2 separate regions of the Homo sapiens genome follow, and region 2 is linked to region 1. Evidence: read pairs that join two places in POLR2A ChIA-PET (ENCODE). Cell type or tissue: GM12878. All regions are shown on one strand. Each heading gives the region's core, and the rest is flanking DNA. Links, peaks and the distances in the headings are about the cores only. Region 1 overlaps CLEC16A (C-type lectin domain containing 16A). Region 2 overlaps LOC105371082 (a long non-coding RNA gene).

What was found. Peaks named below come from ENCODE experiments on the same cell type or tissue, not always from the same donor. Only the 100,000 strongest peaks of a DNase experiment are listed, where the experiment ranks them.
Region 2: POLR2A ChIA-PET joins it to region 1 with 14 read pairs; 21 of 35 experiments call an interaction of 5 or more read pairs at or near these places.

The regions. Positions count from the first base shown.
Region 1 is chr16:11,111,998-11,114,909 of GRCh38, reverse strand. The region is part of intron 19 of CLEC16A (C-type lectin domain containing 16A); the gene reads right to left. Among named protein-coding and RNA genes, the nearest start is that of SOCS1, 140 kb to the left of the region's middle. RefSeq lists an enhancer at 1,584-1,878 and a silencer at 1,584-1,878. In GM12878, for the core only: no CTCF peak of the experiment used is centred there; a DNase peak (open chromatin) is centred at 1,759; H3K27ac peaks cover 1,606 bases.
Region 2 is chr16:11,250,881-11,253,792 of GRCh38, reverse strand. All of the region lies in intron 1 of LOC105371082 (a long non-coding RNA gene), which reads right to left. Among named protein-coding and RNA genes, the nearest start is that of SOCS1, 3.9 kb to the left of the region's middle. RefSeq lists an enhancer at 2,110-2,189. In GM12878, for the core only: no CTCF peak of the experiment used is centred there; a DNase peak (open chromatin) is centred at 1,580; H3K4me3 peaks cover 1,231 bases; H3K27ac peaks cover 568 bases.

The DNA.
Region 1 (2,912 bases), core at 326-2,825:
GGATCCCAGGGAGGGAGCTCTCGCTTTTCAGAGGCTGTGGGGCAGTTAAGGAGAAATGAAGCGGCTTCTACAGATTACAAGCAAATGCTATCCGCAAGGGAGATCAAGGAATTGCGGGTTTTGGGTGACTCCTTTGTGGGTCCCGCCAGTATCATTTTAGGGAACTCCTGTACCCTGCCCCAGTCCTCGGCTGCTCCACACCCTGGCTGTGGAGCCCTGGGGGACACAGGCTAGTCACCTTGGGACTGCCATGGGGTCTTGGGTTGAGGAGAAATCCAGGAGAGAAATGCTGAATGGAATCCAACTCGGCCCACCCTCTAAAGCCTCTGCCTGCAGGCTTCATGCATGCATTTGGGAGCCAGCAGGAGTATGCTGAGTGCTAAGGTACCATGGGAAGGACTTGGTGGCAGACGGCTCTGTCGTGGTATGTGGCAGCCTCCCTGCCTGACACTCAGGAGTGGCCATGGCAAGGAGAGGCCAGTGCAGCTGACAGGTGACATGAGACTGCCTGGTCATCCATCCACCATCCCCAGATCTCACTGCCCATCGAATCTCCAATTCTACAGGGGTGGGGCTTAGGATTCTATTAAGAAAATTATCAGAAGACAATGATCAGATCAATTATCCCTATGATTTAAGAGGCCAAAGATACAGTAGTAAACGTGAAGGATTTGCATAGGCCATTCACAGATGAGGGGAAGGGGGCAGCCAGGAATGGGGATTGCCAATAAACACACACACACACACACACACACACACACACACACACACACACACACACGGCCATCCTCATGGGAAATCAGGAAACAACTCAAAATACCATCTTCTGCCCATAGGATTGGCAAGAATAAACATGTCTGATAACATCAGGTATAATGAGGATGCAGAGAAACTGGCATTTCTCAAAAGCTGCTAGTGGGAGAATAAATTAGCATAGCCGTTTTGAAGGACAAATTAGCATTATTTATTAAAACCGAAAGTTTCACATTCTATGACCTAGCAATTGGTATGTTCCCAAGAAAAACACTCACACGCGTGGGCTAAAAGACTGTGAAGAGTCAATTTTCCAGCAAGAAGGGAAAGCCTAACTAAAATGTGTTTATTCCTTCTGTGTAACACCAAGGAGCAATGACATGGAATGAATTCGCCTTCCAGAGAGTTCAAGAGAGCCAAGTCTCAAGAACATACGATGAGTAGAAAAAGAAGCTCCAAGGTGATTTTAGTTTCTTTTTCTTTCTGTTTTTTTTCTTTGAGACAGGGTCTCACTCTGTCACCCAGGCTGGAGTACAGGGGAGCGATCATGGCTTACTGCAGCCTCGGCCTCACAGGCTCGAGTGATCCTCTCACCTCAGGCTCCCAAGTTACTGGGACTAAAGGCATGCACCATCCATGCCCAGCTAATTCTTTATTTTTTGTAGAGATGGGGTTGTGCCATGTTGCCCAGGCTGGACTCGAACTGCTGGCTCAAGGGATCCTCCCACCTCAGCCTCCCAAAGTGCTGGAATTACAGGCCGATTTTAGTTTCTACACACTGCTCTGATTTTCTAAAGGGAAAATAGGTATGTTATTTGCACACTTAAAATTGAATAAAGAAATAAGTGAGTCTCTTTCCACAGCTTTACACAAAGGGACTCAGGTCTTTATGAGGCCCAGCCAGGGTTGGGGAGCAGCACTAGGCCAAGCTGCTGGCCAGCCGGGCTCTGCCTGATCATGCAGATGATAGACAATCACTGAGAACCAGGTGATGGCGTGAAGCCAAGAGCTCTCTGACAGCACCCTTGGGACATAGCTGTGGATGTTTCCAAGTGTGAGTTCTTCTCACAGTCACACCTGTGAGTTCAAGAGCTCTGGTGTCCAGTTCAGCTCACATGTGCACGTGCACAGTCTGGTGCCTACTGGGGCCAGGCTCTGTACTAGGCACTAAGTACCTATACTGAGAATGAGGCTTGGCCCCCACCAAGAGGAGTTCAGGGCCCAGGTGGAAGGCTAAGGACCATGAAAGGCTGTGCAGACCAAGCCTCCATTCTGGGGAGGAACCAGGCCCCACAGGCAAAAGGTAGGATGGCAGATGTCTCCATCTTACCCAGGACCCTGAAGGTATGGCATGCCTCCTAGCGGAACCTTGTTCCAAGGAAAGGTGACATAGCCCTCCTACTCCCAGGCACTACCTTTTATTTTTCTTTGGGGAGGGGAGAAAATTTGCTGCATGTCATATGTATGTGTGTGTGTATGTATGTATGTATGTATTGACTGAGATAGGTCTGTCACCCAGGCTGGACTGCAATGGTGCAATCATTGCTTACCGCAGCCTCAAACTCTTGCACCCAAGCGATCCTCCTGCCTCAGCCTTCTAAGTAGCTAGGACTACAGGTGTGCCATCATTCCTGGGTAATCTTTTTTTTTTTTTTTTTTTTGTAGAGATAGGATCTTGCTATGTTGTCCAGCCTGGTCTCAAACTCCTGGATCAAGTGGTCCTCCTGCCTTGGCCTCCCAAAGTGCTGGGATTATAGGTGTGAGCCACCACACCTGACCCATTCTATTTTATTTGAAAATATTAAACTTATCAACCACTTTCACTAGATAACACATTCCTAGGTTCCCATTTTAACAGGTATAAAACCTTTTTACAGTGGATAATAAGTGTCTCCTGTGCCCCTCTGCAGAGGCAACCACTGCACGGGCTCTTGTTGCCTGTCCACTGTGCATTTTCAAGCACTCATGGGGCTATGTTCTCCTCTCCATTTCCTTTCTTAAATGGTGGCATGCCACCCACACTGCCTACATTGTACTTTTGACACTTCCTGATGGCACATCGGCACTGAGACACTCCTTGTGATTTTTCATAGCTGCGTTCTCTCCCACGGTAGGGAGAACTCTACACCATTTAACAGCTCTCCAACTGGCAGACATTC
Region 2 (2,912 bases), core at 288-2,787, 140 kb before region 1:
GTACTTTTTGGTGAACACACAACTTGGAGCCAGAAGGAGACTGTGTGGTCTGTGGTGGCGGGAGGGTGCTGCTGGCGGCTAGGGCAATTCCCCTTGCCTCCCTGGGCCTCCACCTTTCTAAGGGCAACTTTCTGCGCATCATAGAGGAGGTGGATGTTTTCAGGAGCCAGGGAAGGGAAGAGTGGCTCCAGGACGTTTGTGGGGCTGGCCCACAGCACCAGAAAGTGTCCAGGACCTGGGTTTCTGGCAACTTCTGTGTCTTTGGCCAGCCTGACACATGGGCCATGGTGGTAACTTGAGGGTTGTACTCAACACATGGTGAACTGAGTCATTTTCAGATTTAGGGTTAAGCAGCCTGGTGGACACGTCATACTTCATCTTTAGAAGATAGAGTGGCCCTCTTCAGCCTTGGAGACACATATAATAGTGTTCTAATGCTTAATAATACTTTTCAGACTTGAAAGTACAACATAAAATTAACTTGATGGTCAGAGAGTCAGAGCAGCCCAGGCCTGTCTTGGGGATTAAGTAGGCTCCAGGACTTTAAGGATGGCCAGAAGAGATTTAGGATCTCAGAGAGCTTTGGCAATTTCATCCCTTAATAAGGTGAAGTGGGAGGGAAGGAGGTGATGTCTTGTCTCTATCTCCAAAAATCTTGCTTTTTCTTTTCTTTTCTTTTCTTTTCTTTTCTTTTTTTTTTTTTGCCACACCCCTGCCCTTTCTTCTCTGCTGTGGATTAATTAAGTCCTGTCCTTGTTCTTTCCTGTCTGTTGCCTGCTGTGGGCAGTGTCTGGAGAAACAGAAATCCAAGATGGCAATGCTTGGGGATCTGGTTGTAATACTAGTATACTCACAGACCCTTAGTGACCACTCAGTGGCTGTGCTGGCCCCATTTTACAGATGGGAAAACGGGCTCCAAGAGGCAAAGCAGGACCACAACAAGGGGTGGAGCCAGGTTTTGCAAACCCACTCAGGACTTTTTCAGAGGCTGGGTACCACTAGGCAACCGGAGGACCTAACCGCTGCAGTAATAATAGCAGCTGCTCATATTTCTATGTAGCATTGTCTGTGCAGGAACTGCTCCCAGGTCCCGCATCACCTGTGTAAAACATTGAACTCACACCCAGCCTTCCGATGTAGGGACTGTGAACATCCCCGTTTTACAGATGGGAAAACAGGTCCTCCTCAAAAGAGGGGTCAGCTAGCAGGTAGCTTGCAATATGTTACAGTTTTTTTTCCTCCTTTGAAAAAAGTATGAAAATCGTATTTTCCTTACGCAAGTGTTGGGTATCCAAACCCATTCCCCTTGCAGAACTTGAAGCAGAACAGCTAAGAGTAAAGGCCCCCTCTGATCACACTTCCCAGAGCTGGCCCCTTCCTCCCTTTATGAGTCACTTAAATCCATACTAACATAGGTACAGTGACCTAAAGCCCTGGGAGCTGCACCCCACGTCCCGTGTGACAAAGTGTGTGCAGGCATCACTGAAGGGGGAAAAGGCTGTGTGTGTGTGTGTGTGTGTGTGTGTGTTTGTGTGTGTGCGCGCGCACCAGCGCCATGTGGCTTCCCGGGTGGTGCAGATTCTGTCTCTCTCTCAAACCTCAGCTTCATGATTCAGCAGCGCTGACGTCAATTTACAAGAATGAAAAGTGAGAGGAGGGTTTGTGTGTGCAAGAGACTGAGTTGGGGGCCCAGGTGCAGTGGAGGTGTCCTCCCCACTGAGCGGGTGAGCCAGGGCAGTGTGGGGCGGGCACCATGGGAAAGGAGGCACTCTTTGGAATGACAAGGACTGTGTGTGGGTGTGGGGACAGCCTGTGACCAGCCTCCAAGCCACCCTTGAGCTGAAAACTCTGGCCCCCGTTTTCCAGATGAGGAAATGGAGGCTCAGACAAGTGCAGCCACCTACTCAAGGTCACACAGCTCGTAAGTGATGGCCAGGACTTGGACCAAATCCATCCCACTCTAAACAACAAGACAGGTTTCTTCTTCTTTTTTTTTTTAAGACAGAGTCTTGCTCTGTCACCTAGGCTGGAATGCAGTGGCGAGATCACAGGTCACTGCAGAATCAAACTCCTGGGTTCAAGCAATCCTCCCGCCTCAGCGCAGGGACTGAGTAGCTGGGACTACAGGTGTGAGCCACCACACCCATCTAATTTTCTTGTTTTTGGTAGAGAGGGGGCCTCGCTATGTTGCCCAGGCTGGTCTCAAACTCCTGGGTTCAAGCGATCCTCCCACCTCAGCCTCCCAGAGTGTTGGGATTACAGGCAGGAATCACTGTGCCCAGCGCAGGATGGGTTGCTTAAATAGTGGGAGAGGGGATGGGATAAGGGAGGAATCTGGTGAAAATGCATATTCCTAGGCCTCAGCCTACTTGATCCTCCCAACCTTATGAGTAGGTACTGTCATTATCCCAGGAAGCGGCGAACTGAGCCTCTTCTATGACATAATAGGTAGAAAGTGCTTAGCGCACAACTTAGCATGCAGTAGGCGCTAAATACATCTCTGAATGATGCGGTGCCAATAATGATAGTTGAGGTTAATATAGCAAACACTGACTGAGCACCTCCTACGTTACAGGCATTATCCTTTTCCTCCTCTTTTTCTTTTTCTTTCTTTCTTTTTTTTTTTTTTTTTTAAGAGATAGGGTCTCACTCTGTTACCCAGGCTGGAGTGGAGTGGTGTGATCACAGCTCCTGTAGCCTTGACCTGCTGGACTCAAGCGATCCTCCCACCTGAGCCTCCTGAGTAGCTGGGACTACAGGCATGCACCACCATGTCTGGCTAATTTATTTTTGCCAAGATGGGGTCTCCCTATGTTGTCTAGGCCAGTCTCCAACTCCTGGGCTCAAGTGATCCTCTCACCTCAGCCTCCCAAGATGCTGGGACTATAGGTGTGAGCCACTGCGCCCAGCCA